Regions from separate parts of the Homo sapiens genome. Here region 1 is linked to region 2. A link is a contact called in ENCODE Hi-C or POLR2A ChIA-PET data. All regions are on one chromosome and are shown on one strand. The core of a region is the stretch at or near the end of the contact, and the rest is flanking DNA. Distances in the headings are between cores, read along the strand shown.

What was found. A loop is a pair of places that touch in the nucleus more often than their neighbours do. ChIA-PET counts read pairs that join two places held with the same protein, here RNA polymerase II (POLR2A). Pooled maps may share reads with other maps.
Region 1: a pooled map shows a loop between it and region 2 (2.1-fold over the local background). The contact joins two enhancer-like sites. A Hi-C loop is called at or near these places in 3 of 168 maps with a recorded cell type or tissue (endothelial cell of hepatic sinusoid, heart left ventricle and left lung) and 1 of 50 pooled maps. POLR2A ChIA-PET finds 5 or more read pairs at or near these places in 2 of 52 experiments (PC-9 and activated T-cell).

What each region holds. Positions count from the first base shown.
Region 1 is chr12:30,966,868-30,970,072 of GRCh38, reverse strand. The region is part of intron 3 of TSPAN11 (tetraspanin 11); the gene reads right to left. Among named protein-coding and RNA genes, the nearest start is that of TSPAN11-AS1, 38 kb to the left of the region's middle. Within about 2 kb of position 1,651, at least 2 of the 41 ENCODE cell types and tissues checked have a DNase peak (open chromatin) inside an H3K27ac peak, as active enhancers do.
Region 2 is chr12:31,028,700-31,032,118 of GRCh38, reverse strand. All of the region lies in intron 2 of DDX11-AS1 (DDX11 antisense RNA 1), which reads left to right. Among named protein-coding and RNA genes, the nearest start is that of TSPAN11-AS1, 24 kb to the right of the region's middle. RefSeq lists a silencer at 3,104-3,333. Within about 2 kb of position 2,023, at least 5 of the 41 ENCODE cell types and tissues checked have a DNase peak (open chromatin) inside an H3K27ac peak, as active enhancers do.

The sequences.
Region 1 (3,205 bases), core at 402-2,901, 62 kb after region 2:
CAGCCTGAAGGCACCTGTGCAAGGGGCAAGGGTAGGACAAAGAACAGAGGGGAGGACAAAGAACAAGAAGGAGACACCAGGCTCCAGGGAACAGGGCAGCCTGGAAGTTAGGGAAAGCCCAGAGAGGTCAGAGCCTCTGACCAAATCCAATACAAATTTAAACTGCCCGCATGGTCCTTTGCCTTTTAATACAGGCGCCTCATGTTCCTCACTAGACTCTAAGCCTAGAACTGGGTCAGAGTCCCTTTTTCCCTCCTCCCCTTCTCACCCTGCCTTGTGCCCAGCAGAGCAGGACATGCCAGGAATGTGCTGGAAATGCTTGTTGATGTTGATGAATTAGGCAGTCCCATCAATGCAATATGGAACATCCACTGCAGAAAATCGGAGGGAGGTGGTGGTGGAAGCTAATTGGCCATAGAACCACCCCATCAAGACAATGCTGCTGGATTGTGGTGATCAGGTACACCCGCTGCATCCCGAGAAGGATGGATGTCAACACAAACCCTATGAGTCTCTTGAGCGGTCAGCTCTTCAGGATGTTTGCATCCTGCTTCCCAAGGAGCCTTCAGGGTTCTGAGGTCCCCTGGTCCATTCCCCTGCCTGCACTGCATAAGCCACGCTGGATGAGGAAAGGACTCATGCTGGAGAGGGGTCGGGGTTCCCCAAGTCCTGGCTATAGAATGGTGGGGGCAGCTGACTCAAAGGTTAAAGAGCCACCAAACAGATGAGGCAAGGCCCACCTTGGAGCTGGGTGGCTGATGGAGCAACATAACAGAATGTGTAGGTAAGAAACGAGCCAGGGAGGACACAGTCCAGTTTCCAGGCATGGGGACTCAGGCTCTCCTCACCCTGAACTTCCCACCAGCGCCAGCTACTTCAGAGGATGTGGCCCAGCTCAGGCTGCAGGGCCCTGGGAGCCATGGCCCTCAGAATAACTCTTATTTATTTAGGTTCCTTCTTAAGGGAGCTTGGTCATGGTGACGGCAATAGTGATGTGAATGTTCATTAGAGCCACATTTTTACCATCTTTTTATAATGTGGTGACTTGCTTCCCAGGACCTGAAAATACTTCTTCGTTATCCTCACACATCATCCTGTATAAAATGGCAACACAAGGAGGCAGGCAGAAGCTGAGTGACTTACCCGAGGTCCCAGAGCAAGCTAGGCAAGGTACTCGAAAACCAGCTTTTGAACCCGAGCCCATATATTTTCACCTTTGATTGTGGACTTTAGTGCCCTGGTTGACCACGTCTTGGCCTGTTGGATGGAGGTGTGGCAATTCTGGATCCCCTTGTTTTAGAAATTGGTTTTTAGAACTTCTTACTTTTTTATCCATCCCCTAAATAGAAAAGAACTCCCAATAAAGACCCAGTTTAGTCTGAATCATCCACCATGATCTTCATTTGGCTTAAAATATAGAAGTTTTCAGAGCCCCCATTCACAACTCTAAAAATATCCCTTTCTTTTGATCTAGGTGGCCTCTGTTCTGGTCATTGACCATAGGCTCAGATGGCCTGAATTATCTCTCTCATGCAGGCTTTGCTAAAAAAGATCTGGTGTGAATAATTTAAGCCCCATTCCTGTTCCTGCCTGGCAGATTTCCAATGCCAAGCTGATCATCATTTCAGCACCAGCAGAGATGTGCTATTTCTGTCCCCGACGGCCACGTCCTTCTTGGGAAAGTGACTTTGAGGAGCTGCAGATGAGCTAGGAGGAAGGGCTGTGCCAGGACAGACATCGTGCCTGTGTGGAAGCTGGATGGTCCCCCTCTGGGTCATTCTTTGGGAACTCCTCCCCTGCTACTCCCGATCCAAGGTAGTTGCACATCATTCAGATGCCTGGTCTTTCATCTTTCCCTCTCCTCCTCAGGGACCACTTGGTCTAGTGATAGACTCACTGCCCTTCTCCTTTGGAGCTTCCCTCACCTGTCAGCTGATTCAAGATTTCAAATGGAAGTTAAACATGGAGGGGACAAAATGAAATGAAACAAGGAAGGAACTGCTAAGAGCCATACAGCACTTTTACACTGCCTTAACCACACCACTTGACTCTAAATGGGAGCCTGGGTTTTAAAATTCCTACCTGTGTTAGCCCAAGAAAGGTTGTACAGGCACCTTCTTGGTTTAAACAATCAAGTGCTCGATGCTTCACGGGCTGTTGGGCCAGGATGTGGATTACTCAGGATCCCCAGCTTTACCTCCTGCTCTGTCCTTGGGCCAGTTGTCATTGGTTCTTTCACAGAGGGGCAGATAAAGCAAAGAAAGCAGATTCTAGGCCATGGAGTTTGCTGTTTGCTAGCGCCCTGGCAGAGATGCCTGTCTCCACAGTCCTGCGTTGGTGGCTGAGTGCATGTGTGCGTGCATATGCATGTGTGTGCATGCATATGCATGTGTGTGCACGAATGTGTGTGCGTGCATGCACACTTTTTTCTGACCTCAGTTTCAAGCTGTTGCCTCCTTGATGTGTCTGTTTAGTGACTTGGACCAGAGAGATCACCAGTTCTGTGTGGGATGGGAGTGAACGCAGGCAAGTCTCTACAGAAGAGGGTAAAGTGGAGCTGAGAAGAAGCAGGGAATCTTGCACCAGCCTGTGCAACAGCTGCTGTGCCCCTCTCTGCCTCAAGCCCCAGAGGGATAAGGCTCACTGCCTGTTGACTCCCCGAAGTGCAGAAGGGTAGGGCAAGAGGTGCCCAGCAAGGCTTTGGGCAAGCACAAGGCCCTGACCTTCACTGACTCTCCACATCTCTCCCACATGCTCTGGGCACAGGGCTTGGTTCCCTCTGGGCAGGCCATCCAGACTAAGTGACAGCCAGGTTGAGACACAGAGGCTGAAGACATTCATTCTTCATGGATCAGCCTGGATGTCTGGACAGATCTCATGAACAGATGGTGTAAGAGGAAGTGTGGAATGGGAGGCTGTGATCAGTGGCTTGGAGAGCACAGCGTGGTCAGGTGCTAAAGCTTAGGCTTCCCTTCTGGCCTTTGAGATGGCCAAGGGGAAGCGCTCCTATGATTACACTATTCTCCAAAAAATCCAATAATTCTGAGTGTCTCCCACTAATGCCTGGGTGACCCACACACTCACCCACCCAGTGTCTTTCAGCCTGTAACCTTTGGATGGAGCACTGGACTCTGTGACCCTCAAGGTCCCTTCTAAGCTGAATATACTCTGACCCAGGTGTGCTGTTCTTTCCTTACTATAATGG
Region 2 (3,419 bases), core at 774-3,273:
GTGACACTCTTTGCTTTTAGGTCTAGAAAGGGGAGAGGAAACAAGAGAGAAGAGGAAGCAGCAGAAAAAGGGAAGGGAGGAAAGTGGAGATAAAGACAGGGCCTGGCAGGGGCAGGATAGATGCTAATGCCTTGCCACTGCTCTTAATGTCGGCATGTGGAGAGCCTGGCTTGGCAGCTCGGTTACCAGCCTTTAGGGCTTTGATGCCTTCCTGTCATCACCCAGCATTATTGGAAATTCACTAGGGTTTTATATTCAGAAGAAAACAGAGTCCCTCCCCTTCATTTCTGAGCAGGAGTAGCTCCCACTGTCAGCCAGCCTTTTCCTCCCCTCAGAGCACAGTTTATGACAGTTCAAGTTTTGTTCTCTGTTCTGTAAGCTGCTGTTGTGCAAGGGAGGAGAACAGGTACTCGTGGGTGTGCTAGAGCTGAAACGTGTTTATCTGAATCTGAACAGTGGGTGCTTTCACACACACACACACACACACACACACACACACACACAGAGAGAGAGAGAGAGAGAGAGAGAGAGAGAGAGAGAGAGAGAGTGGTATTCAGCACCTTCCCTTAGGGCTGCAAGGCTCCTCATCTCCCCTCCTGCAGCAGCAGATCTGGGCTCCTGTTGAAGACAAGCCCTCACAGCACTTGGGCGGACATCATTTACCAGGCACATCAAAGGTTGGGAAAGATGTGACTAATGAGTCTAGCTTGTGCAAGACTCATCCTCTTACCTCCCTCTCACCATCACATTCCCAGTCCCACTAAAGCATAGGATTCTGGCTGAGTCTTTGGCTAAAATGAGTAGTGGCAACTCCTCTTGTTTAGGCATCCAAGCACACACCACCAGATCCAGCAAGTGCACACCAACTCCACTTCAGCTAATTTATGACTTCAAAGGTGGTCTAGAAAGGAGACCTTTACAACAGAAAAGCTTCCTGGACTGCAGGCAGAGTTGTGCCAATGCATTCAGGCCATAATTCTGATTGCTCCCCATAAGCCAGGAAACTCACTACTCACTATGCCCACCTTGCTGTTTGCCATCACAGAAATGCACTTGAGTTGCTCACCTGCATTGCTACAGTTAAACCACAGGCTGCAGGTGCAGCACTCTTTCCAGGGTGTGCAGGGGAAATGGCATTTGTTATTTGAGTAATGTGTCTCTCTCCATCCCCAGAGTCGGTAAACAAACAAGTTATCCATGGAGCAAGCTCTTCCCTTTTGGCATCTTTCAGTTTTTGAGTGGCAGCTCTGCAATGAGGCCACTGGCCATCCCTCAGCTGTGTAGAGAACAGGCATTCTTGGCCCTTGGAGTCCTGCTGTAGCATTTTCAGGATGCCAAGTTATTGGTGGGGACAGGTGCCCAAAATTCAGCATAACACACCTAAGCCTTATTTCCCTTTTTCTGGACACTTCTTGATTTAGGAATAAAAGCCCCTTCCTCCTCCTGGGCTGGGCTGGCCTGTAAACATCTCAGTCTGAGTTTGCTGAGTGTTGCATTCAGGCCATAATTCTGATTGCTCCCCATAAGCCAGGAAACTCACTACTCACTATGCCCACCTTGCTGTTTGCCATCACAGAAATGCACTTGAGTTGCTCACCTGCATTGCTACAGTTAAACCACAGGCTGCAGGTGCAGCACTCTTTCCAGGGTGTGCAGGGGAAATGGCATTTGTTATTTGAGTAATGTGTCTTTCTCCATCCCCAGAGTCGGTAAACAAACAAGTTATCCGTGGAGCAAGTTATCAGTCTGAGTGTTGCTATATTCAGTTGCTAGTTTCCATTCCATATGATGATGTGTGACAGGACAGCTCACCCTGTGAGTTAGCAAGGGGTTTTAAGTAATATGCTTTCTGATGGAAAGGACGACAAAGATTCCTATTATTCACCAGTGAGCCTGGAGACTGAGCTGGTCCAGTTTTGATGACTGAGCCACAGCAATGTCAATCTCATGTGCTCTGTCACTACTTCCCACTGTGGCTTGACGAAAACAGCCTCAAGGGCCCTGCAGAAGCGCTCCAGCCACGCAGTCAGGAGACTTGCCAACTCAGTCTGTCCAAGGCCTCTGTGACATTGGAACAAAAATAGGTCTGTGTGCTAGCCTCAGCTTCTGCATCTGCAAAGAGAAGTGGTTAACAAAAATTAGGGGTAGCAAGTAATGCTTGCAGCTTTCAGTTATAGACATGCACAGATATTGCTGTTGGTGAAAGCATCCACAGAACACCAGGCAACACGCCACTGAAAGAGAGCGGCATTTTTTTTGCTCCTATTCTTCGAAATGCCAGTGGAGATAAACTGATGCTGCTATTTGTGTTTTCCTGGACTATTTCCTTGTGAAGCCTTCCAGTCATTAAATGCTCACTCCATCTTCTTTCAAAAGTGACTCAGCGTGCGGCTGAGAAGCAGCAGCAGCAGGATCACCTGGGAGTTTGTGAGAATGCGGAACCTCAGGCTCCCCGGCTTTCCTGCTGAATCGGAACGCGCTGTTTCACACTCTCCCAGGTGATTCGCATGTGTTTAACTTTAGAAGCACCCGTCTGAAGTTGTGTTTGTCAAACCTAAGTGAACATCAAATCCCTGCAAGGCTCGTTAAAACCTTGCTGGGCCCCACACCCAAGTTTCTGATTCAATAAGTCTGGGTCAGGGTCTGTGAATTTGCATTATAACATTTCTAACTTTCCTGGCGATGACACCACCTGTCCAGGACCATACTTTGGGAACCTCTGGTAAGTCTTCCTTGAGCAGGTGTTTTGTGACACCTTAATTCCCAGGTCACCGAGAATCTAGAGCATCTCTATAATATGTATGCTGGCTTCTTCAATCTCCAGAATTACTGTGTTCTCTTAATCATCTTTGATCTCTTTCTTGATTTCAGTATGTTTCTCTCTCTTTGTCATTAGGAAGCCCTAGTCTCAGAAAGCCAGTTAGTTCTGTGCTGTGCAAAAATGGGAGGATTTCATGAAAATCCTACTTTTCTCTCCCATGTGGTTGTTCTAAAATTCTACCTGTTTCTTCATCTGGAGTTACACCGCTGGTCCCTGAGGGGCTTGTTACACTCCTCCTCAGAGCTAGTGAACATTGGCGGCTGGTGTGTAATCTTCTGTGCCTGTTATATGTGTGTACATACCTTGGCATTTACATGTAGAAATATGTTTTGGATTTCTTAGGCCGGGCACGGTGGCTCACGCCTGTAATCCCAGCACTTTGGGAGGCCGAGGCGGGCAGATCACGAGGTCAGGAGATCGAGGCCATCCTGGCTAACACAGTGAAACCCCGTCTCTACTAAAAATACAAAAAATTAGCCAGGCATGGTGGTGGGCGCCTGTAGTCCCAGCTACTCAGGAGACTGAGGCAGGAGAATGGCATGAACCTGGGAGGCGGAGCTTGCAGTGAGCCGAGATTGTGCCACTGTACTCCAGCCTG